Linked DNA regions of Mus musculus: region 2 is linked to region 1. Evidence: chromatin loops called from intact Hi-C (ENCODE). Cell type or tissue: left cerebral cortex. All regions are shown on one strand. Each heading gives the region's core, and the rest is flanking DNA. Links, peaks and the distances in the headings are about the cores only. Region 1 has its middle 50 kb from the start of 4930509K18Rik. Region 2 overlaps 4933428C19Rik (RIKEN cDNA 4933428C19 gene).

Evidence for each region. A loop is a pair of places that touch in the nucleus more often than their neighbours do. Peaks named below come from ENCODE experiments on the same cell type or tissue, not always from the same donor. Only the 100,000 strongest peaks of a DNase experiment are listed, where the experiment ranks them.
Region 2: it touches region 1 in a loop (2.6-fold over the local background); 3 of 42 quality-filtered maps call a loop at or near these places.

Annotation. Positions count from the first base shown.
Region 1 is chr4:40,354,516-40,371,229 of GRCm38, forward strand. No RefSeq gene overlaps it. Among named protein-coding and RNA genes, the nearest start is that of 4930509K18Rik, 50 kb to the left of the region's middle. In left cerebral cortex, for the core only: no CTCF peak of the experiment used is centred there; DNase peaks (open chromatin) are centred at 8,929, 9,599 and 9,890; H3K27ac peaks cover 610 bases.
Region 2 is chr4:40,502,469-40,519,182 of GRCm38, forward strand. All of the region lies in intron 3 of 4933428C19Rik (RIKEN cDNA 4933428C19 gene), which reads right to left. Among named protein-coding and RNA genes, the nearest start is that of 4933428C19Rik, 15 kb to the right of the region's middle. In left cerebral cortex, for the core only: a CTCF peak has its summit at 7,530; DNase peaks (open chromatin) are centred at 4,450, 6,461, 7,229 and 10,976; H3K27ac peaks cover 1,791 bases.

The sequences.
Region 1 (16,714 bases), core at 5,735-13,734:
AGAGAGAGAGAGAGAGAGAGAGAGAGAGAGAGAGAACCATCAGGCCAATTAGGAATAAAAAGTCCTGGCACCCTCACCCTCTGGCTGGCACCTTGACACCTTCAGAGCCATGGCCGATCCCCATCTCCATCCAGCTACTCTGCAACGTTCCTGGCATGTGCTGAGCTCTTCTCTGAGACAGCCTAACACTGACACAGACAATAAATGGAAAAGACTGGGGTCCTGGGTATTCACTCCAGTCCTGGCAGGAGACCCTCACATTGGCTGTCCGCTGTGAAGTTCCCTCTGGCTGTAGAAGCATCCTGGGTAAGAGATGTTCAACCAGAAATGGTGCAGAAAGATGCAGCTGAGGGCAATGAGCAGGCATGCCCTACAAGCTGCAAGCCCTGGGCACTGTTCTGTGGACCTGACTGAAGCGAGATTCTGGCTTAGTACAGTAGTATATTACAGTGATTTGAATAAGAATGGTCCCCATAGGCTCATATATTTAAATGCTTGGTCACCAGAAAGTAGAACTGTTTGAGAGGATTATAAAGGTTAGGAGGTATGGGCTTGTTGGAGGAAGTGTGTCACTGGAGGTGGGCCTTGAGGTTTCAAAAGCTCGTATCAGGCCTAGCTCTCTCTCACACACTTTGTCACTCACTCACTCACTCACTCACTCACTCACTCACTCACTCACTCACTCAATCTATCTACCTATGTATCTATCTATCTATCTATCTATCTATCTATCTATCTATCTATCTATCTCTCCCGTCTACCTGTGGATCATTATATAACTCTCATCTACTGCTATGATTATGATGGATTAAACCTATGAGCAATTGTGAGCAAGCCCCCAATTAAATGTTTTCTTTTATAAAAGTTGTCTTGAGCCTGGCAGTACTCAGTACTCAGTACTCAGGAAGCAGAGACAGGGGATCCCTATGAGTTCAAGGCCAGCCTGGTCTATAGAGCTAGTTCCAGGACATCCAGGTTACATAAAGAAACTCTGTCTTAGAAAACAAAACAAACAAACAAACAAAATAAAAGTTGCCTTGGTCATGTTGTCTCTTCACAGCAATAGAACAGTGACTCAGACACAGAAACAGAAACAGGCACATACTGATGGGGGAGCCTTCTTTGTGTGGGGAACTAAGTGTGTAGCATTGGGAGAGGCATAAGGGAGGACCCATTTATGGATGGTGCACTGCTCTCTGTCTGCCACTTGGTAGCCTCAGGGGTCCTGATGCTTCTCCTGCAGGAATGTGCAATAAGGACCAATCCATGAAGATTCTGTGTAGACAAGGGGCTCTTCCTTGCTACCTAGGCTATTGTGAGAAACTCAGCATGTATTATTTTATTTTCCTCACCCACAGCAGAAAGTATTAGACATCATGATCCAGAAACTTCTCTTCCAAGTGATGAGAATTTTCCAGTCCACCTGGCCTACATACAAAGCTTTTGTCGGAAATTTCAGTGCTATCTTTGAATCACCAGATGGTAATTGTACTTAGTTTAGGAGAAACACTGCCTAGCAAGGATTACTGGTAAGAATAACAACAGAAAACAGACAGACACAGCCATAGACACAGACACAGACAAAGACCCAGGCACAGACAAAGACACAGATGTAGACACAGACGCAGATGCAGACACAGGCACAGATACGGAGACATAGACACACAGAGGCATACACAGACACATGTGCAGGCACAGGCACACAGACACAGAGACAGACATAGACACATGCACAGATACAGAAACAGGCACAGGCAGACATAGACAGACACAGATTTACACAGGCACACACACACATACACTCAGGCATACACACATGCACACAGACATATGCACAGACACAGAAACAGGCACATGCAAACACAGACAGACAGATTTACACAGGCACACAGGCACACACACACACAGGCACACAGGCACATGCACAGACACAGAAACAGGCACAGGCAAACACAGACAGACAGATTTACACAGGCACACAGGTACACACACACACAGGCACACACATATGCACACAGATATATGCACAGACACAGAAACAGGCACAGGCAGACATAGACAGACACAGATTTACACAGGCACACACACACACACACACACACAGGCACATACATGTGCACACAGACATATGCACAGCCACAGGCACAGACATAGATACAGATACAGACACATACATACATATACACACACAGAGACACAGACACATACATACATACAAAGAGACACAGACAGGCATAAATACAGGCACAGGTGCAGACTCAGGCACACAGGCACACACACACACACACACACACAAGCACATGCACACAGACATATGTACAGACACAGGCACAGACCTAGATGCAGACATAGACACAGGCACAGACACATACATACATACACACACAGAGACACAGACAGGCATAAACACAGACACAGGTGCAGACTCAGGCACACAGGCACACAGGCACACACACACACACAGGCACACACATATGCACACAGACATATGCACAGCCACAGGCACAGACATAGATATAGATACAGACACAGACACAGGCACAGACACATACATACACACACACACAGAGACACAGACAGGCATAAACACAGACACGGGTGCAGACTCAGGCACACAGGCACACAGGCACACAGGCACACACACACACACACACACACACACACACACACACACAGGAGCACACACACACTACAAATGGGTTACATAAGAGAGGGAGGAATCATCTGGAGTTAACTGGGCAAGACCAAATGCAAAGCAGCCGTCTGTTACTCATATACCTAAGAGGTTATCAGTCTGTCATATCTAAACTGCTCTGCTGATTCAGAGGCTCTTGGGGCTCTGGGCAGTGAGCACTGGGCACTGACATCAGGAGACCTACTTTTAGTCCTAGCTTTTGCCCTAAGACACTCACTCTGGTGACTCATTCCCCTAACTCTGATTCTGTATCTTAACATTAAGGAAGAACCCGACCAGACTGCAATAACCCCAGATCTAGTGCCCGTGCTTCTTTGGATTAGACTGCCATATCTTAGTCAATAGTGATTCCCTGCACTAGCTATGAACGGGAAGTATCACTATGTTGGTCTCTAAGACAAGAGAAAGAACCCTATTGTTATGCACACATCTACATTGCAGTGCAGTGATGATTTGAGATAGCTCCAGGGAGTCTCTGTTCCTTGCCAGATTAAATAACCCTTTAAACCCTCAAAGTGCTTCTGTGCAAAGGAGTTAGCTGAGCCAGGCAGGCTAAACTGTCTCACCCCACGGTGGGAGATGGCCACTAGGCTCATCTTTCTACCGAAAGTCTTCCAGCTCTTTCTAGGGCCACTGACATTTCTTTGACTCCTTTCCTTCTCTGGACCTCCTCCATTCTCATGGCTGCAAAAATGGCCGTGGCAGGAAGGACGGGCCAGGTGTCAACCATCCCCTGGGAGCTTTCCTCTTCAGTATTAATCCCCAGTGGCTTCATCAAAGTTTCCCGGTCAGCAGAGGAACCCGTGGCTCTCAGGAAGGGAAAATGCTCCTCCTTAGAGCTCCTTGCACCATGAATGAACAGCATTACAATCTAAAGTGCTCATTGCCATCAATTGCCTATGATACAATCAGATCAGATGATGCTAACAATGCAGCCTGTGGCTCCCACCTGGATCTATTCATGCAGGGTCTCTAGGGGGAAGCTGAGCCAGGAATTTTACAGTGCATTCTGGGTAAGCCTAAAGTTTAAGCCCCATAGCCTCATAAGGTCCCTTGTCTGTTTAAGGACAAATGAGTTACAGGCAATTTAGTGAAATTCTTGACAGTTAGACTGCAGCAAGGATAAGAGAATATGATTTGAGAAACAATACATAGCATTTTTTTTGTAACAGAAAAACAAAACAAAACACCTATCTCATGGAGGTTAGCTGCAGTTCCAGTGGGGTTTTCTGAGCACAGTGCTTCTGCTGTTCGTCTTCCTCAACAGATTTGCTTCAGTTATCTGTTGGGTGGAGCCTCTCATAGGACAGTTGTGCTAGGCTCCTTTCTGCAAGCATAACAGAACACCATTAATAGTGTCAGGGGTCAGCTCTTGCCCATGGGATGGGACTCAAGTTGGGCAGTCATTGGTTGGCCATTCCCTCAGTCTCTGCTCCATCTTTGTCCCTGCACTTCTAGTAGGCAGGACAAATTTTGAGTCAAAGGTTTTTGTGGGAGAGTTGATGTCCTTATCCCTCCACTGGAGTCCTGCCTGGCCACAGGAGAGGGACACTCCATATCTCCCACTGCTAGGAGTCTCAGCTAGAGTCACCCACATAGACTCATTGGAGCACGCCCTCCCCATCCCAGGTCTCTGTCATGTCCTAGAGATGCCCCCAACCCTGATATTCATTCACACTCCCAGTTCTCTCTCCACAGCTTTCCCCACACTTGAGCCCCCTTCCTATTCTCGTCCCCAGACCCTCTTCCATCTAGTTCCCTACCTCCATTATCTGCCCCTTCTGGGACAGAGTCAAGCATCCTCCCTTGGGTCCTTCTGTTGTTTAGTTTCTTTGGGTCTTTGGATTGTAGCATGGGTATCTGAAAGAGATGCAGAGACTCACAGCCAAAAATCAGATGGAACTCAGGGAGTCTTGTGGAAGAGCTGAGGGAAGGACTGAGGAACCTGAAGAAGATAGGATGACTCCACAGGAAGACCAACAGAGTCAACTAACCTGGACCCTTGGGAGCTCCAGAGATTGAACCATCAACTAAAGAGCATACATAGGCTGGACCTAGCTCCCCCACCAGCACATAAGTAGCAGATGTACAGCTTGGTCTTCATGTGGGTCCCCCAACAACTGGAATAGAGACTGTCCCTGACTCTGTTGCCAGCCTGTAGATCCTGCTCCTCTAACTGGGCTGCCTTGTTTGGTCTCAGTGGGAGAGGATGCCCTAGCCCTGCAGTGACTCGATGTGTCAGGGTGGATTGTTATCCAGGAGGGCCTCCCCCTTTACAGAGGAGGAAGGGAGAGGGCAGGGGAGGAGCTGTGTGAGGGGAGACTAGGAGGAGAGAGGGGCCATGATCAGGATGTAAAGTGAATAAATAGATTAATGGAAAAAATAATTTTTTAAAAAAAAGATTTGCATTTACATAGGAAAAGCAAGCTGTTTCAATTAGCCATCTCAAAAGAGACCGGCAAACAAGCGATAATACTATTTCATTAATTACCCAGAAAGACAAAACAGCTAATCAACATAAAATATTCATGTCAGCATGCCAGAGAGTTGTTTCTTTTGTAGAATTCATACAGGAAGGCAAAGTGCCTTTGTGTGCAGTTTGCTGGGCATGAACCAAAAGAAAGGGAGTCAGATGATGTTGAGGCCCTGGGATGTGACAACCAGTGGCCCCAGCCAAAGGGAGGGAATGAGGACAGACCTGTCCTTTGACAAATCACCTCCTAAGGGCCAGCCATCACCCTAATTTAATGCCTAATATGGTGAAGGATAAGAGCCTTCTGACTCTGTCTGAACATTGTGTGTAAAGTCAGCCATAGATCTATGCTCTGTTTTGGCTTTGCTTTTTGCTATTTGTGCTCCTAATCCCTTGTGGCTACTTCACACACACACACACACACACACACACACACACACACACACACACACGCCAACTTGATCTTTTTCTCTGTCCACTTATAAGGCAATTGAATGAGACTCTTAAGCAGCTTGGTCTTATCGACTAGTAAAAACCTTTTTGTGTAATTTTCTTTGCAAACAGGGCTAGTCAATCAATTCTCTATAGTCCTATTAGCATTTCTACCAAACCCATGCACTTAAAAAGCACTTACTTTAGCCAAATGTAGAGTCACAAATATAATACCTGCTTTTGTACTAAGCTGTGTTCAGATTATAGACACCCTTAAGTTTCAACATCTCTCCAAAAACACAGCTGAAGCAACCTCATATAGAATGAAGGTGACCTGCACTTCACTTATGTGTGGACATCTAGCACATGTGTCTAAGGTCACAGTGTTGTACACAGTCTCCCTGGTATCACCCATCATCCCATGAGTCACTTTATTACCAGTAGTCATTTGTCATTTGATCTCGGTTGATGTGAATTGTCTTCTCAGCTTTATAGGTGATATGTTCCCTATAATCAATATAACTTTAGGGAAGAGGACAAAGGCAAGGAGAGCAGATTTACACAGAGCCTGCTTAGGATCATATTGATAACCACTGCTGGAATAAGAAACAATTTTCTCCAAAGAGTTTAAAAAATAAACATAACGATAGCAATAATAGTATTAGTGTGCATATGAATAGTCAAACAGTGATAAACTACTCTTAAGGTATGACCTTCATATTCAATTTTCAACATAAAGAGAAGATTGTCATATGGAAAAGAGACAAAGAAAAAGCTATTACAAAGTAACAATTTGTCGAACATTTATAGTTTTAGGTATGATAGTTTTTTGTGTGTTACTGAGTACCAAGCCTCAAATACCTAACCTATTTGGTATTATGATCTGGTCTGCTCTTAGAATCTCCCCTTCTCCGATTTCCAAGCTATATTAAGCTGACTCATAAGTTGATCTCCAGATAAACCCTCTCTGTGGAGTGTCAGACTCTCATGTGAAATTGTACACCTGTTTTAAATCCTACGTGTTTTCATTTCACTTCTGTTGCCATGATAAAAGCACCCTGGCCAAAAAGAAAAAAAGAAAAAAAAAAGCAACCTAGAAAAGAAAGGGGTTTATTTCATCTTAGAATTTCAGCAGAGTCTATCATTGTTAAGAAAGTCAAGGAAGGAACTACAGCCAGGCACAGTCAAAATCAGGGAAATAAGCACATACATGTCTGCCTGCTTTCTTGCTTGCTTGCCCATAGCTAGACTTCTCTACTCTTATACAGTTCAGGACCCCTTGCCTAGGGAATGGTTCTTCCCACAGTAGGCTGGATCTTCCCACATTAATTAAAATTTTAAAAATCTCTCTAGGAGGTAGTGAACTGGTTCCATGGTTAAAAGCACTTGCTGCTCTTCCAGAAGACCCTGATTTGACTCCCAGCACTTACATGACTGCTAATATCTAATTCCAGTTCCAAGGAATTCTATGCTCTCTTTGGACCTCCTTAGATACAATACAGTCTGTGCATTTGGTGCACAGACATACATGCAGGCAAAACATTCAGACATATGAAGTAAAATTAGACAAAAATACTCCTAGATATGCCTACAGGCCAACCCAATACAGACAGTTCCTGGCTGGGATTATCTTCTTGGGTAATCCTAGATTGTGTCCAACTGGCAATCACAGCTGACACCAAATGGGTCAAATAGGTCTCATTGATTTGTCCTTCCTTAGTTACTTTCTGTTGCTATCATCAAATACCATGATCAAGGCAAGTTATAGAAGAGAGGGTTAATTTGGGCTTATGCTTCCAGAGGGAGAGTTCAGAATGATGGGGGAGCCATGGCAGCGGGCAGCTGGGTCAGAGAGCTTAAAGATTACCTCTTCAACAGCAAACACAAAGCAGAGAGCAAACTAGAAGTGAGGTGAGGATATGAACTTTCAAAGCCCACTCCCATATTTCCTCCAGCAAGGCCCCTACCTCCTAAAGGTTCTACAACTCCCCTTCCCCCTCAAAACAACATCACAAACCAGGGATCAAGCTTTGGCATGTGCAAGACTATGGGGGACAAGCCTCACTCAAACCGCCATGCCCAGTCATCAAGCAAAGGCTGGCAGTCATCCTCTGGGTTTCTTCTCAGTGCCCTCCTTTCTGACTTACTGAAAGAACCCATTCTCTGTTTTCCTGTTTCCCACCTCAGCCTGGAGAAACCCTGTGTACATACTGGAATTCTGCAGTTTTTCTCCCTCTGATCTTCTGCAATGATGTCCATTCATTAGATGGAGACACTAGGCTGGAAGGAATGAGCTCAGCTCTACTGGAAGGGCTCAAGAGCCAAGGTGATCTCTTTTCTCCAATATTTGGGTGAAACAAGGGGGTTTTGCAAAGTACAGTCATCTTGAATTTGCTGCTTTAGTGAAAAAAATAAGATATGAACATGTGCATATTCAAGGGAGAGGCTGGGGAAACAAACACTCAAATGAGGCCAGGAGAAGGGATACAATGTATCAGGCTGATCCCAGGTGTTTGTTGGCCAACCAGTATAGTAAGCTCTTGGTTCACAGAGAAATAGTCTCGGAAAAGTAAATGGGAGAAACTAAGGAAGGCACAGATGCTTCCCTCTGGCCTGTGTACATGCACACTTCAGGGGAAGGCTGGGCTATGCAAGTTCTCACAGTGAAGGCAATTGTGGGAGCTTCCCATGTTCCTCTAATATGCCAGTCTCATTGACTTCAGTTTTCTCTGAAACAGAGGGACTTGGAACTCTGAAGTCTTGTCTGCATGTTCCTAGTGAGGCATGCTGATGAAGCCAGGGGCAAGCATACACCTGTCACCCCTTGCCAGTCCTAGACCATGTGTGTAGATGATCATCTATCTCATCACTCACAGCCCTGTGTTTGTGTTATCATGATGTAACTCCCCAGTTCTGCCCATCTGGGAAGTTTTGAAGAGAAAAGGCCCCAAGGACTACAATATTTGTGACACTACTCATGTTAATCAGACTCAACCTTTTTTTTTTTTTAAACGTCAGATAAAATAAATGGGGAACAAAATGAAAATAAATATACCCATGATTCAGTCCTTTTGCGTCACTGGTCTTTAACTGGTGTGTTGGGGTGTGAATTCTTCTTTGAGAATTCAATGGAAAATGCAGCTTTTTTTTTCTTGGAAAATGCGCATACACTACACTAAACATGCGCACGCACACACGCACGCGCGCGTGCGCGCGTGCACGCGCGCGCACACACACACACACACACACACACACACTTTATGCATATTTTCAGGGTTTCACACATCCCTATTTCAGGCCTGTCTATGTATGGCCACTGACTAAACAGGGAGTTGCATTTTATTGAAGCAGTTTCGGGGAGGATTTTTATAATCAGATAAAAGTAAGAAGGATGCCAACCCTCCAAATCACTCAGCCTTTCAACCAGGCTGCTTTCCCACTTACAGAGATCTCTTGTGTGAAGTTCTGGGGGTGGGAGTGGGTGGAGGCTCCCTCAGCTCATCAAAAAATACTATTTCTTGATTAAGTCAATGTTTATCCAACAAAAAGCAAAGAAGAATGTGGACTGTTACCTATGTTGCCGGGGGCTGCAGGACTGGCTATCCCAAGCTCAGGCCGGGCTTCAACTGTCCACTGTGGTTTTACTTTCCACTTAACAAAGAGATTCCTAATGCAGAAAACCCAGGTAGGAAGTCAGATAGAGGACAGTAAGTGTTTCCAAGATGCTACTTTCCTGAAGACACAAACACAAGCTGCTCTGCCTTGGCCAGGCTTTGAGTCAAAGGTTGTGCCTGAGAGAATAGGGGACAAAAAAAAAATCTTGAAGGACTTCAGTGATCCCTAGAAACTGGCCTCAGGGGAGCCTGAGAAAGTGGGACTGTGCCAAGTGGTTAAGGACTTCATGAACATTCCTTGAGCACAGCACTTCACATTGCTCAGCAAAACCCATGTTCTCAAAGATGGGGAGTGCTGGGTCAGCATCTGGCTCTCTGATTTAACACCTCCCAATTCTCTGTTACTAATATGGGATCCAGTTCCTCAGCTCCCTCACAAATGCCCCCTCATGGTACCTTCAATACTATGCTTACCTCTGAATTTCCCTACAACCGCAGAACTTTCCAAGAATTATGAGGAGTCAATTCTTTTACTTCCTTCTAACCCCAAACCATAAGAAAATATTTTGGATGTGATAACATCTAGATAGACATAAGTATCAACTTCTCCAAAGGGAGGGAAATTCCAAGTTCGTTTCATATTATTTCTGTAGCATCACAGAAAACAAAATGTTGGCAGAATTCTACAAGGGAGAGGAAGAATTTCAGTGGCTTTACATAATTCTGTTACATCATCACTTCCTAAACTTACGAGTTGTTGAAACATATTGCAAAATGTCACCAGTCATCTCCCTGTCTTATATATTAAGGAGAAAAGAGAATTTCCTAAGTTCCTGGAGATAAAGTAGAAGAGAAAAGGGAACCGTGTAAGACAGACAAGTGTCACATAAGAGAAATTGTGAATGCTTGCCTATGCCAAAAACTGTTAAATGCAGGGGCAGCTTTGACAATATATTTTAGTGAGTGTTTTGTTTGTTTGTTTTTTTTAAGAACAAACTTTTTTAGTGCACATTATTGAGTTGTCTTAAGATGCTCAATGTATTGTATAGACACTTTCCGAGCAAGAGTAGGGCCTTTATATTCATAGTTCTAGCTGCCTGGAATTCCCCATCGTATATGAATGTCAAGATGTGTGTGTGTGTGCCTGCCTGTCTGTGTAAGGACATACACATGTATGCATGTGCATGCATATACACACATGGTTGATAGCTTCTTCTGGTGTCTTCCTTCCTTCCTTCCTTCCTTCCTTTCTTTCTTTCTTTCTTTCTTTCTTTCCTTTCTTTTCTTCCTTTCCTTTCTTTTTCTTTCTTTCTTCTTCTTTTTTTTTTTTTTTAAATCAGATCGGACAAGGGATTATACAGTCCACTTTGGTGGAGAAGAGACAAAATGCCTGGCTTTGACTTCTGTTCCAATAGTTATCACCTGTGCCATCTCAGGTGCAAGTGGTATCTCCAGGATAGGCTTGAATAAGGCAGATGTGGAGTGTCTCCTTCAAGAGCCAGATGTGCAGCAGATCCTTAGTGCATATCTGATGAAGAAAGAGGCCCACTTCCATGTGCTTTACTTCCACCACAGGCCTCCGTTCTTCTCTCAGATGAGTCTCGATGGTCATGCATACTTCTATCACAGACTGGGGTCACACTTTGAACAGGAAGATGGCCCACCACATGATACTGCTCTCTACTGATTGTTATTTAGTTTTTAAAAAAATTTTTATACCTCTGCTTGCTGGCTAAATAACACTAAATCCCACCCCTGGAATTACAACAACCCCTATACACACCTCCTTCTCAAACTGTGTGCCTGAGGAGCCAGTGTGTCTTAGCCCTATGTGACCACAGCAGATGTCTCACCAGAGTCAATCATGGAGTTTTACCTTAAAGCTCAGATTAGAGTGGCCATCTCAAACAGATGGCTTGAGCCTTTGTATTAATTAGCCAAAGGGAAACCATGCTATAATATTCTATTGGCTGACTTGTGGGAAGGGGATAACACTTTCAACGTGTCTCTTTAAAACCTTCCTAGGGCTAGTGTGAAGGGAAGGGCAGGAGGGCAGAGAGGGGACAGAGACTTTGACTGTGGAAAGCTGTAAGTTCCCTGACAGCTTGATGCATTTCTAGAGTGGAAAGTGCTGAGGAGGCTCTTTCTCAATTAGGGCATTTTGTGGGCTTCCTTGTCACACTGAGTGTTCTTTCTGAGCCTCTGTCTTTATTCACTCTTCTCTCTAACACACTTATGTCTGGGTTCACACTCTTAATAAATGCCCTGTTGTCAGGGTTTCTAGGAAAACAAAAAAAGAAAACAAACAACTGAACACAAACTGTTAAGATGTCCCCGGGAGAAAGAGGGGACTCAAACTATATGCAGGGAACGCTGGAAAACCCCACCAGCATTTCCAGTGTCTCTGCAGCTCTGCATCCCTGAGGATATCACTATCCTTAAAGAAACATTAGTGTGCATAGCTAATGAGACCCTCCAGTGGCTGGAACTAGAGAGACTCCACAGGAAGTCTCCTTTTGCTCACTTAGCAGGAACACCTGGTCCTGGTCCACCCAGCCAACATCCTCCCCCGACTCTAGTCAAGGTGGCACTGACTTCTCAACCCTGCCTAGTGAGGGCTTTTGCATAAAGAGACACCCCAGGGGAATATCTTTGGTGGGACTTTGATCCCCTCTGGGGAACACAGTGTCAGAATTTTATCCTTGAGGTCAACTTAGAGTTCAAGTGTTCTCTGAGACCCCAAAAGAGACAGGAAGGGAAGAAATACCTCAGATTTTAGGGGCAGGACATATGACAATCAGCAGGTGTCTTAGTTAGGGTTTTCCATCACTGTGAAGAGACACCATGACCAAGGGAACACTTACAAAAGAAAACATTTAATTGGGTCTGGCTTACAGTTTCAGAGGTTCAGTCCATTTTCATCATGACAAGAAACATGATCTTGTCATGCAGTATATTCAAAGGCAGTAGCAGAAGACTTTCTTCTGAAGGCAACCAGGAGGAGTGTCTCTTTTGCACTGGGTGGAGCTTGACCTTAGGAGCCTCAAAGCCCACCACCATAGTGAGATACTTCCTCCAACAAAGTCACATCTAATAGTGCCACTCCCTGGGTCAAGTGTATTCAAACCACCACAACATGGGAACCCCCCCCCCCCCCACTTAAGCTACTTAAGCATATTGACTTTCACAGGCTGAGAACATTCCATTGACATCACAGAAACCATTACCGTGATATATGGGCAAGCTCAGTCTGAACTCAGTGAGAAGCTCTGTAGCACCCATCTATCTACCTGTACAGCCACACTTCTCAGATAATGCTAAATGACCCCCTTCCTCATGACAATGCCATTTTTATTTCCAGAAAACACACATCTGTGATCTGTCTACCTTGAGGTCTAGTTAACACTTTGTCTTTGGAGTCAATATTGAACTGTCTATCTATAGTTTAAAAGTTGAGTATGGATGTTGGGCAAGTCACTTAATCTCTTGAGTCATAATGACATCAGCATACTATCAACTCTCTTGCTAAGTAGTATGAATAGTAGAGTTAATGTCTGAAAAATACCTGCAGTATAAGAGGTATTGGATTGGTGGTGGGTGGAAGTAATCACAGCGGGCTGTCGTGACACAATATTATGATGAAAACATCTCTTACATCCTAACTTTTTCATCCAAAGTTAATAACACACCCCAGGATCACTTGCAACTGCTCTGTGTTGGATATGGTGATATATATCTTTAAGCCCAGTATTCTGGAGGCAGAGGCAGGAGGATCTCTCTGCATCAGTGGCTTTCAGATGATGCAGGAATTCCTAGAGCTCTTGCATGAAGTTCCAGGACAATTCAAAACAGTGAAACACCGTATTTGATTTACTAATCTCAGAGACCTGAAGGGTACAGCTGGAACTCACAAGCTAGGGAAGCGTGCTCACAATGGGAGCGAGACAGGTTCTTCATACACAGGGTGGTCCTTACTCATGCTGGAGTCTGCTCCTTAAACCGGGACAAACACAATACCCCTGCCTCAAACAGTTCCTGTCTCTCAGCTGACTCATCACAACCACCTGAAATCTCCATTTTAAACAGTTTTGGACTTTCTTGTCCTCTCAATCTGACAATTGTAGGCTAAAATGCCTTCTCCTATTACCTTAGTAATTCTGCATTTTCTTATCACCTTGTTTGTTTATCTGTCTGGATCCTCGTAGTGACCAAACAGCAAGCTATGGAACAGTATGTTAAATGAAAATTTGGCTGAGGTTCAAAGACAACGAGAAGTACATTTCAAAGGAGGTACCATATCAGATGTGGAACCTTGAGATGTTCCTCCTCAATGGAAGTAAAACAGCAGTATCTGAAGGGTGACTGAGGATTGCATGGCCCCACTCCCCAAAGAGAAGTATGGGGTCCCATCCTGGATCTTTGTGACAAGCAAGTCTCCAGGGAAAGTAGGAGGTCTTTGAATGAGCGGTTGATATAGTGTTAGAGTCTCCTTGATGCACCCACGCTGGGGATAAGGTTAGAAGTGTAGAATCCTCTCCCCATTATCCTAGTCCCAGAGAGGTCCAGGATGTGCCTCTGCCACACAATGATATGGTTTTATATAAAAGCCAATGCAGCAGCAGAGTAAAGACTAAAGACTCATCTTGCTTGCAGAAATGATGTACACATCTTTCAGACCAGATGTATCTCTCCTAGGAGAAAGTTATTATTGAGCCATCTTAGTTGTCCCCAAGAAGAATACCCATAGGGCAGAGAGAAGCTGAAGATGTGGCTAGATTTCCAAGGCTGGGGGGAAGAAACATCTAGAATACAGGTTGGTTGATCTTTATCGAAGGAAGGATAATGATAGATCAGCCACAGGGATGAAGCACTTCTAAGGGTGACAGCACTTGTCCCTTGTACACTTGAGTACCTGTCAAACTAAGAGACCAGGTGGATTTATCAAAGTAAGCCCTTCGGGTTGATTCTGTCTCCCTGGACTCTACCCCAGAGATGTAGACATTCAGGTAACAAGATGTGGGAAAAGGAGATGATCGGATAGGAAGATAAAGGAGAGAAATGATCAGGACCCTTCCTGTCTACAGCACATCCAAGCTGAAACAGGGGCGAAACACCAGCTTCACAACAAATCTGGTACTGAGCATTTTAAATGGATTGAGGTTACCAGAAAACTAACCAAACTTCTTGATATATTTAGCTGGTCACTGAGGAAAATCAGTCATCATTAAGGGTCATAAATATCAGTTCAAAATAGTTACGTGATATAACTTACTAGGAAATTTACTGGTTTCTGAAGCTGGAAAGTCTAAGGAAGGGCAGCTTTCTAGATCCTGCCTGAAGCTATTGGTGTATTGCATTTATCTTCCCATGCAATTTGCTCTTATTTGTGCAGAGGACGCAGTCCAGGCAGTCAGTCATAGCCTAAAGAATCCCATCTAAGCACCTAAAGAAAGATTTTTCAATTTAACATTTTATAAGTAAAATCCCAAAGCTTAGTGCACCATGCATTAGGAATCCATGTAGCCTGGTCCTCATCTTTTACCCATGCCCTCATATTACTGCTTCTTTGTTGTCAACTTCCCAGATAAGCCTCCCAAAGGGGAAAGGTGTTTGTACTGGCTAGTTTTGTGTCAACTTGACACAGCTGGAGTTATCACAGAGAAAGGAGCTTCAGTTGAGGAAATGCTTCCATGAGATCCAACTGTAAGGCATTTTCTCAGTGATCAAGGGGGAAAGGCCCCTTGTGGGTGGGACCATCTCTGGGCTGCTAATCTTGGGTTCTATAAGAGAGCAGGCTGAGCAAGCCAGGGGAAGCAAGCCAGTAAAGAACATCCCTCCATGGCCTCTGCATCAGCTCCTGCTCCCTGACCTGCTTGAATTCCAGTCCTGACTTCCTTTGGTGATGAACAGCAGTATGGAAGTGTAAGCCAAATAAACCCTTTCCTCCCCAACTTGCTTCTTGGTCATGATGTTTGTGCAGGAGTAGAAACCATGACTAAGACAGTGCTTTAAAGCACTTAGAAGAAAATCAAATTCACCTGGCAATTTCAGTTGGTATGAACCATTCATCTCAGCCCGGGAGTAAATACTCTATCACTCATTTATCTAATTAACTGCTTATGCTTTTCTATGGCTAGATCCCATGTGATCAGCCAGCCTTCCACCATGAGACCTGTTTTAGCCAGGGTTTCTATTCCTGCACAAACATCATGACCAAGAAGCAAGTTGGGGAGGAAAGGGTTTATTCAGCTTACACTTCCATACTGCTGTTCATCACCAAGGAAGTCAGGACTGGAACTCAAGCAGGTCAGGAAGCAGGAGCTGATGCAGAAGCCATGGAGGGATGTTCTTTCCTGGCTTGCTTCCCCTGGCTTGCTCAGCCTGCTCTCTTATAGAATCTAAGACTCTCAGCCCAGGGATAGTCCCACCCACAAGGGGCCTTTTCCCCTTAATCACTAATTGAGAAAATGCCTTACAGCTGGATCTCATGGAGGCATTTCCCCAACTGAAGCTTCTTTCTCTGTGATACTCCAGCTGTGTCAAGTTGACACAAAACTAGCCAGTACAAGACCCAACTAATCTTCTCTTCTCTTTTCTCCAAGCCACATACAGGCTTCTAAACAAGCATCAGGGAAGGTGGCAAGGTTTAGTCTAAACTGTATGTGCAGACATGCACATGCTGTGGGTAGCGTGTAGAAGTCAGACTCCTCCTACAACTTCCGGAAGTAAAAACCTTCCAAGAAGTTCCACTCCAGCTGTACACCAGAATCTCCAGAATCGCTGGAGACTTTTTTCTTTCAAAGTCATTTGTGTCTGAGCGCCACTCCAGTCTTCTGACTTAGACAGGTAAGCTCAAATATCCTTGTGCAAATACACCACATTGAATATACAACACCTTCCTCCTGTTTTATGATTAGAAGGTTTTTCTGTCCAGAAAGTAACTGGATATTTAAAGCTAAACTTTTTTTTTTTGAAAAAAAATTAATGCTTGGAATGATATGTAATGTTTTCTGCTGAATTGTGATCTGGGCATCCCTCTGTCATTTGGAATTCAATACACAATCCCCAGGCCTATTATTGCACACCCTAAGATCTCAGTAAGGGCAGTGACCATCATTTGACTCTTTCAGCTACAAAACCGAAGGTGCGCCTGGAGCAGGGATGGCTGTCAGGCGTCTTAGCACACAAAGCCGCTTTGGCTTTCTCTCTCTTACTGACTCACTGACACTGCCGTCTGACAAGAGCACCCAGTAGAGAGGACACTGTGAACATCACATGGCTTACAATTTTCACATTTCAGAAAGACCTAGAAATGAAAATGCAGACTATCCAAAGCCCTACAAGCACACCACATCTCCCCACTCTATAGACTTGTTTTCTATTGCCAATGTCACTTGTGTGTCACCTGTAGTGACTTGTACTGTTCATCCTCAAAAAGCCCTTAGGTAGCAAATGTCCCGTGGGGGTCACCTTCTCCGTCAGCGGATTCAGCTTCACAGA
Region 2 (16,714 bases), core at 3,725-11,724, 150 kb after region 1:
ACACACACACACACACACACACACACACAGGGCTGGAAGAAGACTTTAAAGCTTTTTAAGTGACTTCCATGTTGCCCAGGCTAGACTCAAACTCCCTCTGTAAGTCTGTTCTCTTCCACACTTCCTTTTGGCAGGTATCTAGCCCACTTTATTTAACTTTTGTTCTTCACTCCCTGAGCCATCTGTTTAGCACTCAGAGAGCTGTTCTGTGGTTCAGATGAAAGCTCTCTACTAGAGGTGTGAAACTGACAGAGACAGAGACGAGAGAAGTTCTTGTTGGAAAGTTAACAGTCTGCTTTAGACATGTCTAAGCTGGTCTCCACATAGGACATACAGACGGAGGGGTCCTGGGGATGTCTGTCGTCACTGGCCTCTAGCTCAAGAGATGGGTCTGGGTAATGGTGATCTGGGAGTTTTCATCTTCAAGGGATTGTCCGTAAGCCATCAGTGTGGAAAGGTTGAGGAGATGGGGGCTAAGGACAAGGCAGCTAGAGCCCGTGGGGACAGAAATGGGCACAGGGACAAAAGCAGGGCAGACAGAGGGTGAAGACTGAGGACAGGTGATGAAGACAGAGCAGTAGAGAGATTGGTAGTGGACCGGTCTCAGCATGAGCAAGTGCAGTCTGATGTAGCATATGGCTGTGAGGTTGGGTGGAACTTCAGGGTGTAGAGTGATTTACAATGGCTCTCTGAAAGTTGGCTACAGCAGAAGCCATCAGAGACGATATTAAGAATCCAAGGTTGTAATAATGGCTAATACTTACGAAGCATTTAGAAAGTCCAGTCTGCTGTGGACATCCAGCACCTCACTGAACCCTCAAGCCAACTCCTTAAGGAAGCGCAAACTAAGACACAAACTGTGGAGTCATTCACTCAAGATCGCTAATCAGCCGGATTTGAATCTAGATAATCTGGCTTCAGAGCCAGCTTTCTCATCCTTAAGCTAAACTATTTCTCAAAGTTAAAAAAAGAAAACAGGATTAAATTTAAGAAAGACACCAAGAGATTTATTTACACGTTTGATTTGGGTTAGGAGTGTTTTGAGTATGGTTTTAGAGACTAAAAGAAAGGACGAACCAGGCAAAGTCTGAAAGCCATGGAAAGAGTGGGGGAAAAATCAATGTACAAGGAGGAAGGCGTGGTCAAATCCTTCGAGAATGGTGGTATGCCAGACTCTGGCCCTGCAGCTCAGTGGTGAGAAACAGAGTATGGGCCTTGACCCCAGGAAGCCTTCAGCTTTGCAGCAGGAAAATAGATAAGAAACAGACAAACATAAAACCTGGTATCCAAGATAAAGGTGACAAATGGAATCCTGGGATAGAAAACAAGCTCTGGTTGATAGTGACATTAAAGCTGAAGTGTGGCCGGGTGTGGTGGCACATGCCTTTAATCCCAGCACTCGGGAGGCAGAGGCAGGCGGATTTCTGAGTTTGAGGCCAGCCAGGTCTACAAAGTGAATTCCAGGACAGCCAGAGCTATACAGAGAAACCCTGTCTTGAAAAATCCAAAAAGCAAACCAAAAAAAAAAAAAAAAAAAAGCCGAAGTGTGAGGAAAGTCCTGTGGAGATCGGAGAAGAGAGGCAATGGTCACTAAGGGATCAGAGTGTGGCATGAAGCACAGAAGGAGTGAGTAACCTGGGTGGATTTTAATACTGCCCAGATCTTGCCCCGTCCCGTGAATGCAGAACAACTGGAGATGGCAGCTGGGCAAGGTTCTGCTTTAATGCTCCCCAGGGCATCCTAAAAAGAGAGTGATCATTTTAGAAACATCTGGGAGGTTTCCTCACACAATATGTATTCACTGATAAGTGGATATTAGCCCCAAACCTAGGATACCCAAGATATAAGATATAATTTGCTAAACACATGAAACTCAAGGAGAATGAAGACTGAAGTGTGGACACTATGCCCCTCCTTAGATTTGGGAACAAAACACCCATGGAAGGAGTTACAGAGACGGAGTTTGGAGCTGAGATGAAAGGATGGACCATGTAGAGACTGCCATAGCCAGGGATCCACCCCATAATCAGCATCCAAACGCTGACACCATTGCACACACTAGCAAGATTTTATTGAAAGGACGCAGATGTAGCTGTCTCTTGTGAGACTATGCCGGGGCCCAGCAAACACAGAAGTGGATGCTCACAGTCAGCTAATGGATGGATCATAGGGCTCCCAATGGAGGAGCTAGAGAAAGTAGCCAAGGAGCTAAAGGGATCTGCAACCCTATAGGTGGAACAACATTATGAGCTAACCAGTACCCCGGAGCTCTTGACTCTAGCTGCATATATATCAAAAGATGGCCTAGTCGGCCATCACTGGAAAGAGAGGCCCATTGGACTTGCAAACTTTATTTGCCCCAGTACAGGGGAATACCAGGGCCAAAAAGGGGGAGTGGGTGGGCAGGGGAGTGGGGGTGGGTGGATATGGGGGACTTTTGGTATAGCATTGGAAATGTAAATGAGTTAAATACCTAATAAAAAATGGAAAAAAAAAAAAAAAAGAAACATCTGGGAGGTTTCAAGCACAGACGTGAGATAACTTAACGGTGTTTAAACAAAAGGACTAAGTACAGAGGAGGGTATAAGAAATAGCTTTCGTGAGGAATAGGCAAGTTTTTCTCTAAGACGACAGCAAGAGGAAAGACCTGTGCATCTGTAGAGAGAAGTTCAGAGGTGAGAGGGGAGCCCACAGCTAAGAGTTCATCCTTCTTGGAGCGATCTAAAGGTGTGGGGATATGCCTCACAAGAGAGACATACCAGAAGCAGGCAACACAGGGAAATGAGAGAAGATATCAAGGAAAACAAATGGGTAATGAGGACTAGGAGCCTCAGACTGTGTCCAAACCCAGATCCTTAGATGGCCCCAGCATCACCAGGAGAGGTTATGCGAGCATCCCCAGCATCTCCAGGAGAGGTTATGCGAGCATCCCCAGCATCTCCAGGAGAGGTTATGCGAGCATCCCCAGCATCACCAGGATGCAGATGTGAACAGTGGGTGAGTGCAGAGGAAGAATGGGGAACAGAATCCAGAGATCTCAGTAAAGACACCACAGTAGACACAGATCATGGATTCCAAACTGCAAGTTAGCAAGTCAACGCAGGGGAGGGCATGTAGACTAGAGTGGCTGAGATCTAGAGGGTTTTTTTTTTTTTTTTTTTGGTTTGGTTTGGTTTGGTTTGGTTTTTGAGACAGGGTTTCTCTGTGTAGCCTTGGCTGTCCTGGAACTCACTCTGTAGACCAGGCTGCCTCGAACTCAGAAATCCGCCTGCCTCTGCCTCCCGAGTGCTGGGATTAAAGGCATGCACCACCACACCCGGCAGAGATCTAGTGGTTTGATGAGATAAGGACCTGATTCGGCAAAAGAAATATAAAATGAGTGGGAGGCATGACATGAAGATATGGACACTGGGTGGGGAGCCTTTCAAAGCAGCAGCTCCTGTAATGAAGTCTGGGCTGTAAGCACAGGAGCTCTGAAACAGTGACAGCGCCTAGCTTAGCCACCATCTCCAAGGAGCCATGCAAATGGATGGAACTAGAAAACATCATCCTGAGTGAGGCAACCCGATCACAAAGGAACACACTGTATGCACTCACTGATAAGTGGATATTAGCCCAGAAGCTCCGAATACCCAAGATATAATTCACAGACCACATGAAGCTCAAGGAGAAGGAAGACCGAAGTGTGGATGTTTTGGTCCTTCTTAGAAGGGGGAACAAAATACTCACAGGAGGAAATACGGAGACAAAGTATGGAGCCAAGACTGAAGGGAAGGCCACCCAGAGACTGTCCCACCTGGGGATCCATCCCTATACAGTCACCAAACCCAGACAGTATTGTGGATGCCAATAAGTGGTTGCTGACAGGAGCCTGAGATAGCTGTCTCTGAAGAGGCTCTGCCAGAGCCTGACATATACAGAGGTGGATGCTCTCAGTCATCCACTGGACTGAGCACAGGGACCCCAATGGAGGAGTTGGAGAAGGGACTAAAGGAGCTGAGGAGGTCTGAAGCCTTGTAAGAAGAACAACAATAACAGACCCTCCAGAGCTCCCAGGAACTAAACCACCAACCAAAGAGTACATATGAAAAGTCACATATGTAGCAGAAGATGGCCTTATCTGGCATCAATGGGAGAAGAGGTCCTTGGTCCTGAGAAAGCTTAATGCCCCAGTGTAGGGGAATGCCAGGATGGGGAGACGAGAGTGGGTGGGTGGGTAGGTGGGGGAACACCCTCATAGAAGCAGGGGGAGGGGGCATGGGATAGGGGGGTTGTGGAGGGGAAATGGAGAAAGGAGATAACATTTGAAATGTAAATAAAGAAAATATCCAATAAAAGAAAGGGAAAAAATGAGCCATGCAAATGAGCTGAAGGCATCAGAATGTGCTACCACTCAGCCACCTTCGCATAAAAACTGCTTTGAGCTGGAAGCAACCAACACCAACAAAAGCTCCCTATGCTGCCCTTGTTTGCCAAAAAGTAGAGCCTGATTTCACTTTGTGAGGTGTTGCTCCCTCTGCCTCTCTCGTGCCAGGGAAGGCAGAATGAAAAGCCACTCTAGGCTGTTTGTCCAGAGGCGGCACTGCAAGGCACAGCGTCACTAACATGGCTGAAACAGTCCTTCTCCTCCAGTACCTTCCCCCATGTATTCAGCTTCCCACCAGCCACTGCCCTTGGACGCCAGGAAACCTTTTCCTCTGCCTTGTCATATACCCATAAAATTGTTCCCCCCTCGTTAAAATGACTAGTAAGTCTCAAAGACCAAGTAGCTGCCTGGGGTTTCATTCCATTTCTGTGAGGCCCATATGCATCTCAAAACACCCTGTTCTCATTAATCTGTCTTTTGCCAGTTCAATTAGCAGGGTCCTCAGCCACTGCAACTGAGAAGGTGGAAGAGAAAGCTTTTGTTCTTCTTTGGCAGACCATTACTTAGATCCTGGATTCTTAAAGTTCCCCTAAAATCACCAAATGTTAGCTGTAGTGTTAAGGGATACTGGGAAGAGGGTCTCTAGTCATTTGCTTGATGGTGTTCTGGCACCTTCTCTGAATACAATTATTGACCCCCATTACCCCAGCAAGTAAGGAGGTTCTATTGAAGAACAATTTCTGTCATTATATCATCAAATCACTGCCTCAATTTAAAATGTCACTCCTGCTGACACACTCAATTCTTACAAACAACCTGGTTATTCCTTGAAGCTGGACCCAAAGCCTTTCAAGACTGGTTGGCCTTTCGCTAAATTATCACCGATAGCTTTTCTTTTTGGGGGGTGGGGGCGGGGGGGGAGGGTGTGTGTGGTTTTTATTTGTTTTGATTTTGTTCGGCTGGAGACAGTGAGAGACAGCTGAAAACTTGGGGGACTGTTTAAAAAACGTGAGGATGAGACATAGGAACTGCAGTATCCGTTGCCTGGCTGTGTCCTGTGTTGCTTGGTGGCCGTTCTACTCATTCCTCCTGCTTGCTCTGAGGGTTAAATCAGATTGGATATATAAAGTAGTAAGCACAGGGTTCAGCACATAGTTGAGCACTCTCCAAACTGATTGCCCAGCAACATGTGGGAAGCAGGGGTGGGGAGCCCTGATCAGCAGCCAATACCAATTTTAAGTTGTCAATGTGGTGCTTCTGAGTGCCTAACTGGCTCTTGGAAGTTGTGTGAGCTAAGTGTTGAATGGCAGGTCCATAGTTCCTCCCAAGAGTCCTTGGAGATTCATCCAATATATTTGGTTAGTATGCGTGTGACCTGTGTGAATCTACTCTACTGTGAGCCATGTGTCTACAATGCAAGGAGGATGCTAAAAACTAAACAAGGCCCGATCTTTCTTTCCTAAGTCCTGTGTCCAACCATTACAAGGTGAAGTGGCACCCATGGGGAAGGATGACATGACCAGGGAGTTCCCAGAGGGACACCTCACTTATCCTGGGGTTCAGGGATAAGCAGCTCATGAGTAAAGTGAGATCTGGATGGAACAAACATGAAGCAGCCAAAGCCTGACATGCCAGTGGGCAGAGACTAAGAAGTTAGTGCTGGCACACAGGCCAGGTGGGCCCACGCCGAAGATGCCAGTCTCATTTGACCAGTGCTTACCTGTGAGCATCAGTAAGGAGCCAAGTGGGCTTTTAAACAAAAAACAGAGATTGTTCAAGAGTGAAAACTGTTTAAAAAAGACAGAATGGACCAGCAAAGTCAGGGACTATGATCAGCACCTGGAGGAGGGTGGGAAAGTTGTCAGAAGTCCCTGATGCTGACCCCACTACAGTTAGTGTTGGACGACACTGGGTACCTAAGTACGATATGGGGAGTTTAGATGTAGATGCTGTTCTTGGTATGAGATACTGGTAGAACGCACAGGAAGTGGATGGGAACGTGGAGTTACACTTAGAAAAACTCAAGCTCTTCAAAGGCTGACTGGCAGGAGTTGGGAGGGGAGAGGAGGCTGAGGGGGTGGGAAATATGTAATATGGGGCAAACTGGAACCCACGTTTCCAGCTGCCTTGCCAAGGGAAAACTAAGCCGACCAGCCTCAGGGCACCTCAGAGCTCACTGTCCCAGGAAATAGGACTGGAATTTCTCTAAGTCGCACAACTGGGGACAGACCTGCTGTGCGTTAACATAATCAGGCTCCAGGGAAAGTCAGTGTTCCACTATTTTGGAAAATACAGTAAATTCTAGGTTTTTAAAAAAGTTATCTCATGAAACCAAGTTTATGATTTTTTTTAAATTAAAATATGTCTTAAGATGCTTAAATGTTCGAAAGGGGGAAGGGTAGCCTATCAATGCAGTTCAGCTATTGGACCCTCCCCCAAAACACTGCCTAAATAGTGTTATAAATTTCAGAAAATCTCCTCCTGAGCATGTAGGCTTCCGAATCCTCTTGAACATTGCCTGATAACCATCAGATGATCCACACGGCTGTCTTTGCATCAGAAGGATGCCTGTGCTCCTCCGGCTTGGTTTGCCTCCCACAGTCTCTCCCTTGACCCTCAAGGCTCATAGGCAGCCTCTTGTGCCTTTAGTTAGGTGGTGGAAAAATGGATTGTCGTCTGTTCCAGCATATTTATAACTGAGCGTCGACGATGTGCCTGGCAGAGAGCTACGTCCCTGGGCACGGGCACTGTGACTCTGCCCTGCTCAGGAAGCACACAGACTGGCAGGGCCTTCATCTCAGCAGGGTGTCGCAGCTGGCACTCTATGACAGCACAGATTTAACTTTGCACTTAGGAAATATTCCAGCTGTCTGCTCATCCCGCACGCCTACTCGTAACAAAAGCACATTAGAATGGATGCTCAATTCACTATAGAAATTCTGACATGAGTTTGCCAGAGTTGGACATTGCTCTGCCGCACACGCTTCAGCAGTCAGGCCCGGGCTGCTGCGTGAAGAGGGCGGATGTTCAGGATGATACAAGAGAAACTTACAAAGAGATCCTGGGCAGCCTGGGGCACCCGCCGCCCCAGCTTCCTATGTAATCCTTCTTTTTTTCTTTGCAAACTAGATTCAAACCATCATCTGACCTGCTATTTGCAGGGCTCAAGATAGATTTAAACCACAGTCAGTTATGACCAAGGGGACGCAGGAGATTAATTTGTTTTGTTGATGCTTCAGCCCTTCAAACACCTGCCTGCCGGCGTCCCTGGAGGGCGCTACTCGAAGGAGAAGGTGCTGCTGCTGCGTCAGAAAGTGTGTCTTCGCTATCGATCCCCCATTCTTTCCACTGACAGGGGAAATGAATTGGATAAAGTTTTAATGGAGACTGAAAAATCCTCCCCTGAAGGGAGGACTTTTATTTTTTGCAACAGAATTAATTTTTATTGACTAAACCACAAAAGAAACATCAAGGCCTCAAAGCATTTCCTACATAAGATTAGGTTAAGATATTTCGGTATTGAGACTTGGGAGGGGGGAGGGATGATCGAAATTCCTGCCTAAGACAGTTGCAGATTTTCCTTTTGGTTTTTCAAATGCGATGCCAAATCTGGGCCTTCTGGATGCTCCTTGAGGACCTGGTGACACTCTTCCCTCCCTTACAAACAGATGCTAGCATGCAGTCATGGCCTGTATATGAACCTTAACTCTGTTCCTTGCTACCAGGTTATCCTTAAAAGCCTCCTTGCTAATGGAGAAACCTGGTTACTCAACCTCTCTCAACTCCACTTTCTTTCTCTATCCAACAAGGTTGTTAACACACTGCTGCGAGCTGAGCTGAAGGGGTGGGGGGAGTGGAACGAGACTGGATGGGGGGGGCAGGGCTGAGGGACTGGACAGGGAGGGAGAGGCTAAGACACAAAGGCAGCTCCTCTGGGCAGACAGATAAGCAAGAGAGGAATGTGTGTGTGCGTGTGCGTGTGCGTGTGCGTGTGTGTGTGTGTGTGTGTGCGTGTGTGTGCGTGTGTGCGCAGAGAACTGCACCAGTTCCTGTGAAGCTGGAGTTACAGGAAATCATCATCTTCCATGCAAGGGCTAGGAATCACACTTGAGTCATCCAGGAGAGTGCTCGTAACCATTGAGCCTTCTCTCCAGACTGGAAGGGCAATTTTTTTTAATTGACTAAGATATTTATTCACATTACATCCTGATCAGCAGCTTCCCTCTCACCTCATCTTCCCACATCCACACCTCCTCCCCATCTTCCCCAAAAGGGAGGCGTCCCATGGACATCAACCAGACCCAGGCATATCAGGCCACTGCAAGACTAGGTGTGTCTTAAGCAGGCAATGTAGTCAGAGAGAGCTCCTGCTTCCACTTTAGGAGTTCCGCATGAAGACCTAGCTGCCCAACTGTGTAGAGGGCCTAGTCCGTCCCATTCATACAGGGGTTGGCAGTTCAGCCTCCAAGAGCCCCCATTGGCCCAGGTTAGCTGACTCTGTAGGTTTTCTTGTGGTGTCCTTGACGCCCCTGGCACCCTCAATCCTTTCTACTCCCTCTTCCACAGGATTCCCCCAATCCCACTCTATCTTTGGCTGTAGGTTTCGGCATCAGCTTCCAACAGTTGCTGGGTAACTCCACTCTGATGACATTTACGCTAGAGTCCTGTCTACAAGTGTGGCAGAATATCATCAATAATGTCAAGAGTGGGCTCCATCTCATGATACAAGTCTCAAGCTGGGCCAGTCATTGGTTGGCCCTTTCCTCAAATACTGTTCCATTCCCCACCCCTGAATATGCTGTAGGCAGGAAAAATTGTGGGTCTAAGGATTTGTGGCTAGGTTGGTTTCCTTATCCCTCCACTGGAAGACTAGCCTGGTTACAGGAGATGGCTGGCTCAGGCTTCATATCCCCCATTGCTAGGAGTCTTAGGTAGGGTCACCCTCATAGATTTCTGGGAGTCCTCAATTTTTAGCTCATCCCAGATATGACCCTCGCCTCTATTCTAGTTGCCTCTCCCAGTATTTTCTTCCTCTCTCCTCCCCCACCTCATCTGGCCTTTTCCCATCCTCACCCCCACCCCTCTCTCCTCCTTCCATCTGCCCCTCATATCTAATATATCTCCTTCTCAGTGAGATTCAAGTGTGCCCCCTTGGACTCTCCCTGTTACTTAGCAACTTTGTGTCTGTGGTTTATAGCATGGTCATCCTGTAGTTTATGACTAATATCCACTTATAAGTGAGTACATACCATGCCTGTCTTTCTAGGTTACCTCACTCAGGATAATATTTCCTAGTTCTACCTATTTGCCTGCAAATTTCATGATGTCCTTTTTTAAAATACTGGACTAATACTCCATTATGTAAATTATCTTTATCCATTCTTCTGTTGAAGGACATCTAGGCTATTTCCAGTTTCTGGCTATTACAAATAAAGTTGCTATGAACATAGTTGAGCAGTGTCCTTGTGGTACGGTTGATCTTCTTTTGGATATATGCCCAGGGGTTGTATAGCTGGGTTTTAAGGTAGATCTATTCCCAATTTTCTGAGAAACCCTCACATTGATTTCCAAAGTTGTACAAGTTTGTGCTTCAATGATTGAGTATTCCAAAGGGGGAATTTTTAATGATATTATCTATCAAAATCTGACCTTTGATCAGGCATGGCAATGCACTCCTTTAATCCTATCACTTGGGAGACAGAAGAAGGCAGATTTCCATGCGTTTGAGGCCAGATTGGTCTACATAGTGAGTTCCAGAATGGCTAGGTCTATATAACAGAGAGACCTTGTCTCAAAAACAAACAAAAATCTGACCTATGAATATATAACTTAACTGATTTTTGAGATAATCCTTTACTCTAAAAGTAAGTCTAAGGAACCATGATGAGAGCCAGTATAGGGAACAAAAGACACTGGAAATACAGGGGCAAAAATACAGGCATGAGGAGGGGAGTGATCAATGCCTATTCCTTTTGGCACAACTAGAAGAAACTTTCAGTTTTATTTAGATAAAAGTTACAAATAATAAGATTTACTCATTTTGACTGTACAGCTTAACAAATTTGGGTAATGTGTCTAGTCATGTCATCTTGTAACCACTCAGTGAAAGCATTCACTAGTTTGAGCATAATAAATATCCAATTATCTTCCTTTGTAAACAATACACCCCTCCACCCAGATCCCAGGCAACCAAACATTTGCTCTCTGATATCTGTTGACCTTTTCTAGAATGCCATACAAATGACACTATGTAATATGCAGTGCTTAGAATTTTTCCTTAATATAGTTTTTAAAAATCCATCCATATAGGGTACATTAGGATAGCCTACTCTTTTTTATTGCTAAGTAATATTCCCTATTACGGATAGATCACCCTTTGGTTAGTTATTCAGAAGCTGATGGGCAATGGCTGGGTTGGGTCCGGTCTGTTATGAGCAATGCTGTTTCTAACATTTCCACAAAATTCTTTTTGAATACATGCTCCATTTTGTTTTAAGATGTGTATTCCCACTTAAAAGTTCCAGTGTAGGAAGATCACTCCTCTGAATAGCTAGCCTAGAATAAATGAATATAATTACAGCTCGACTAGCTAAGGCTTATATAACTTCTTTCTGGATTCAATGCTTGGTGTCTTTTCAAGTATTACATATGTAAATTCAGAATTATTTGGCTTGCTCTAAGTAATGCATCTAGTTGGTTTCCCTATAAGAAGATGAATCAAATCTCTATGGTAACATCACATGATTCCCTGTGGCCTTAAGAGCACTTGATTCTCTTTCAAAGTAATCTTTCCCACACTGTTAGTCATTTGCATGGGTTCATTTGTTTGTGGTGCTGAGGATTAAACTAAGCCCAGTGCATGCTGAGTGAGTGTTCCGCCCCTCAACTACATGGAAGTCTACATGGAGAAATGACCAAGTAAGTCCATCACCCACTTTTCCCACTTTGGAAATAATGCTAGCTTCAGTCCACAGACAGGGAAATAGGATGCTCTGAGATCAGGTAACTCTGCTGACTGTCACACAGCTACAATGTAACAGAGCAGATCCAGAGTGCAGATCTAAACCACACGGTACTCACTCAGCTCAGCTCTGTTCACTTTTTGTCTTAAGAGTGTTCATTTTCAGGGGTGAGGAGATTGCTCAATGGGCAAAGTGCTAGCTATGCAAGTGTCAGTAGCTCATTTTTTTATTTTTATGAGTTATTGTATTTGGGTTTCCGCTGTTGAGTTGCATTGCTTAAATATTCTAGATGTTACTCTCTTGTCAAGTAAACAGTTTCTAAGTATCTCCTGTGGTTCCGTAGGTGCTCTCCTTGTGGGACTCCTGTGCTGCTCCCAGTATCTACGTTTGGTTTTGTTTCTGCTTTCATGTCTTTGTCTAAAATAATACTTAGCTGTTGTGAGGTCCTGACTGATGCACTCACCTCCTTGCCTTCTGGAAGTTTCACTGTCTGGGTCTTACATGTAAGTAGTTTATGTATTTTAAATCGAGTTTTGTAACTGGCAAGAAGAGATAGAAGCCTGATTTTGTTCTTCTGCATGTACTATGTCTACTTTTCCCTCGAGGCACTTTGAAGACTGTCCTCTCTCCAACATGCATTCTTAGCGCCTTGTCAAAACTCCATGGGTTTACGTCTTGCCTCTCTTCTCTGTTCCATTGGCCTGTGTGCCCGTTTACGTACCAATACTGTATAGTTCTGGTTACCTGTGGGACTGTGATAGGCAGCCTATTTTGGTTGAATGGGGCTTGGTCCGGTGACCCAATAGAGAAATCTACAAGGGATGGAAAGGCGAGCCACATTCCCAGAATTAGGTGCCTGTCCATAATTCTGTGACTATCAGTCATGCAGACAATGTTCCAAGCTTCTGGCATTCTGGCTAGACTCTACCCCCACAGCTACCTTACTATAGCCAGGTATGCTCCTCCCCACAATTACCTGATAGCCCAGCCCACTATAAGAGGGGCTGCTTAGCCCTTCCTTGCTCTCTTTAGCCCTCTCCTCCCTTCATCACTGGGGCCGAGTGCCACCCTGGGGCCCCTATTCTGTTCTCAGCTCCTCTGCTGTATTCAGCGTGGGATGCCGGAGGCTGAGAACCTGGTACCGGGGGATGCCCCTTGTCCACCACCTGCCGTGTGGAGTAAGTGGCTTAACACAGCCAGACGTCCACCCAGGGCCACGTAGAAAGCGTGCATAGTCCTCCCGCGTCCGCCCACCCAGACACTGGAACTCTGGCGGGACTCGGGTTCTCTCCCACTCCCCTCTTTTCCCCACACCCACGGCCCCGCAAATGGTAGTAAAGGATGGCTGTGCCATCCACACAAGACAGAACCAGCTAAAGAAGACACTCCGCACACAGAGACCTACGTTAAAACTCCAAATTGCCCAAGACCATGAGTGACCTAGTTCAAAAACTAGGCCTTTTAATCTCAATCTCTCTCTCTCTCTCTCTCTCTCTCTCTCTCTCTCTCTCTCTCTCTCTCTCTCTCCACAGTGTTCCTGGTAAGCTTCTTCCCCAACACCCACGGCTCCATAGTTACTCTAGCTTTTCATTGCATTTCAAAGATAAGTGGCATGTTATCACATCATAGAGGAGTGACTATGGATAATGGTAATGTACTACATATTTCAAAAGGCCAGAGGAGGGTTTGGGAAGATAGTCAGTAGAGTTCAGATCCTCAACACCAATGGAAAAGCCTAGTATAGCACTATGTGCCTGATGCCCATAAGGGAACTGGGGAGAGTGGGAACGGGGTGATGGATCCCTGGAGCTAAGTGGCCAAACAGAATAGCTGAATCCGTGAGCTTCAGGTTCAGCAAGAGGCCCTGTCTCCAATAAACACGATGATGATGGGTGAGCAATTAAGGAAGACACCCAACACTGATCTCCGGCAGGAGCTGTCTATGAAGAGACCAAGGAAAAGGAGGCTGAGCGGTGAGGAAGTAACCTTCCTCAGAGAGAGGCCTGACCTCTGCTCCAGGCTCCTGGGCTTCTGGAATGTCTTGTCTAATTCGGAGCCTTTGGCTATTGACAACCTAACAAGAAGTGATAGGAACCTTGGAGTCACATGATATCAATTATGGTCTCCAAGGACACTGATGACTGAAAGTATCAGCTTGCCTTCCAGGAGTAGCTAGAGATTATGAGCTTGACTGATCATCAAAGGTTGATTCTTTCTACTCGTGGTGATAGGGAGGTTATCTGGCCAAGACTCTGAAAGAAGAGGGAGACTGGGACTTGCACATGGGGACCACACCCACACTCCGTCCTAAGCATCTCTCCCCTTGCCTGACTTTAATTGGTGTCTTTTTTCTGTAACAAAGCTTTTTTAATGGGATAATACTTTCTTGAGGTCTGCGAACAATTCTAGTGAATGGTTTGACCTAGGGGGAGTTGGAAGAACCCAGCTGCCTTGAAGCAAAAATGACTGTAGAGCTCACCAAACATGCATCTGACCCTGAAGTAAGGGCCTCCCTGAGAGCTGTTCCCTCACATGGTATATTTGGCTAGAGGCCCTATAAAGACTCAGTTCTAGAGGACATGAACAACAGCTTGAAGTGAAGTAGCACCAGGCTGTAGATTAGCATTTCTCAACCTATGGGTCACAAGCCCTTGGGGAAAGGGCAGGAGGTGAACCACCTAAGACCATCAGAAAATACTACAATTCATAACAGTAGCAAAATTACTGTTATGAATCAGCAAAACAAAATAATCTTATAGTTGGGGGATCACTGCATCATGAGGAACTGTATCAAAGGGTTGCATCATTGGAAAGGTTGAGCATTGCTGCTATAGATAGCTAAGTTCCTGATCAACAGAACAAGACGAGCAGACTATGCCTTCATCTCCTAACAGAGCAAGACACAGGAGGCTAGGAGACTGGGTACGGGGCTGCATTTTGTCCAGGTTTAGGAAGAGGGAGGTTTTATCTAAAAAAGAAAGAAAAAGGTATGAACGTCATTAAAAGTGAACATTTGCCAAGCATTGTGAGTAATCCCTATGCTTCAATCCAAGGACAGTGTTAAGTGATGACCAACATTACCATCCCCATTTTACAGATAAAAATAACTGAAGCACAGAGAGATTGATTAATTTGCCCAAAATCACCCAGCAGGAAAGTGGCAGGGCTGAAATTTGAACCCAGCTGGAACCTGATGGCAGAGACTAACTCATAACCATGCTACCACATGAGCTCAATCACATGTGACAGGGAGAGCAACAGGATTCGCTGGCCATCTGGATTTAAGTGAGAAAAAGCCAGAAGGAGTTGGGGACAACTGGAAGGTTTTGGGTGTCAGTAAACTGAAAGGTACAGATGTCACACAAGCCCAGTTCTGTAGACCCAAGAGTTCAGGGTCACAGGCTCAAATCTATCATAATGTTCCTATTCCTCAGTCTACACTTCAGCCACATAAATCTCTCAACTTCCTGAGAGCCCCCAAGAAAAAACAGAATTGGCAGTCAGTTGTTGCTGCTGTAGTCAGAGTTTCTTCAGTGGATAGCCACTGGTGAGCTGCCCATGCTTCTGTAAGCAAGCCGGGTGGAAGTGAGTTCACACCCACAAAGGCAAGAGCTGTAGAAGGTGGACTAGGTGAGGAGAAGAAACAAGGCAGCGGGAAGGAGAAGGAAATGGTGAATGTAATCCAAATACATTCTGTATGTGTGTGAAAATGCTATAATATGACGACAATGTTACATTGAATATGTGTAATTAATATATAAAAATTTAAAACTTCATTACACACACACACACACACATGACACAGTAGCAGAAGCCTGAGCTGGTGAGTGTGACACTTTGGAGCCTGGCTCTGCATTTTCTCGCTGAGTGACATGGGCAAGTAACGGAGCCTTGGCAGTCTTGCCTTGGAAAGAGGGGTTATGATATTATCTAGGTCATTGGAATGTTGAAAGAGCATTTACTTAAACAACGATCTGTGTCAAACCCTCAGCACAATGCCTGGTGTGTAACTAAGCAAAGGCTTTAGGGCTCCCTCTCTGGCTCTAGGACCTGCGGGTCACACCCCTGATGGGGGTCTAGCATCTCTTTCACTGGGGTCACCCTAAGACAATCAGAAAACACATATTTTTACATTATGATTCATAACAGTAGCAAAAGCACAGTTATGGAGTAGCAACAAAATAATTTTACAGTCGGGGTCACCACAACATGAGGAACTATATCAAAGGGTCACAGCACAAGGAAGGTTGAGAACCATGGCTCTAGAATTAAGCTCTGCTTGTTCTGAAGCCCCTTCTCCATGTCACTGCATACTCAGAGTTTATGTTAATTTCTAATTCTTATTAAGAATACGAGAGAGACCAGTGTCTTAACTACCCTTGCTACAGGCATGTCCGTGTGCATGTGTCACTGGGTGAGACCACTGTTATCTAGAGGTGATGCAGAAAGTAAATTGGACAGTTCACACTAGCATACAGCCAGACTGTGTTGCAACAATCAAATTGACCCCGTGAAGGGTGGGGACCCAGCATCACCTCAGACATGGATCAGAACACAAGCTAATCCCCACCATCATAAAGCAAGGCACAGCAGAGCCTTGGTGACAATCTAGTCTTGAGTGCTTAAGTATTTAATCTACATTTTACCATCTCCAAGCAAAACCTACTTCAAATTTAGCCAAAGGATTATTGCAGCTCCCCCTTTCCAAATCCCCTAGCGGTGGCCATCAGAGACAGCTTCATGGCCCTCACCCACAGCTCTGCACACTCAGCCTTCCCTTAAAGAAGATAGAAAACTCCTTTAAATCTAAGGATTACTGAAGATCAGAAGCCCTGCTCAGTATGTGTTTAGTGTGGTCCTTATTCATTAACCGTGAGTTCTGTTCACAGTTATCTTATGCTGGGAGAACATTTGGATCTAAACATCTGTTCGATGGCTCTGAATTAGAGGCACAGGGAAGGAAGCCCAAAGAGAGATGAAGGCTGCCAGGGAAACAGTTTAACTGCACCCACATATGTGACAAAGACCTGAATTTCCTGATGCAGTATTTTCCAGGGGAGCACAAAGTGTATGTGAGCATACAGGTTCAGCATTGGGTTCTCCATGCAGCATATTTTGCTAATAAATAGAAAGAAAGAAATCCTATGAGTTACGGAGATGTATGCGATAACCTGTATTAACAGCCGGTTTGGCCATGGAGGTGAAGCGGGAGAGGCATCTCTCCTTAGGTGCACTTGCTGGCCTCAATGTCTCTGTTTATTACTGCGGGAGGCTCAGTCTGTCGTGCTCAGCCTCGCAAGCTCCAGCGCTTAGGCTGCCACAGTGCCTGCCACATATGGAGCTTTCTATGTATGCATATGCATTGGAAAGCGAAACTGTATTTTCT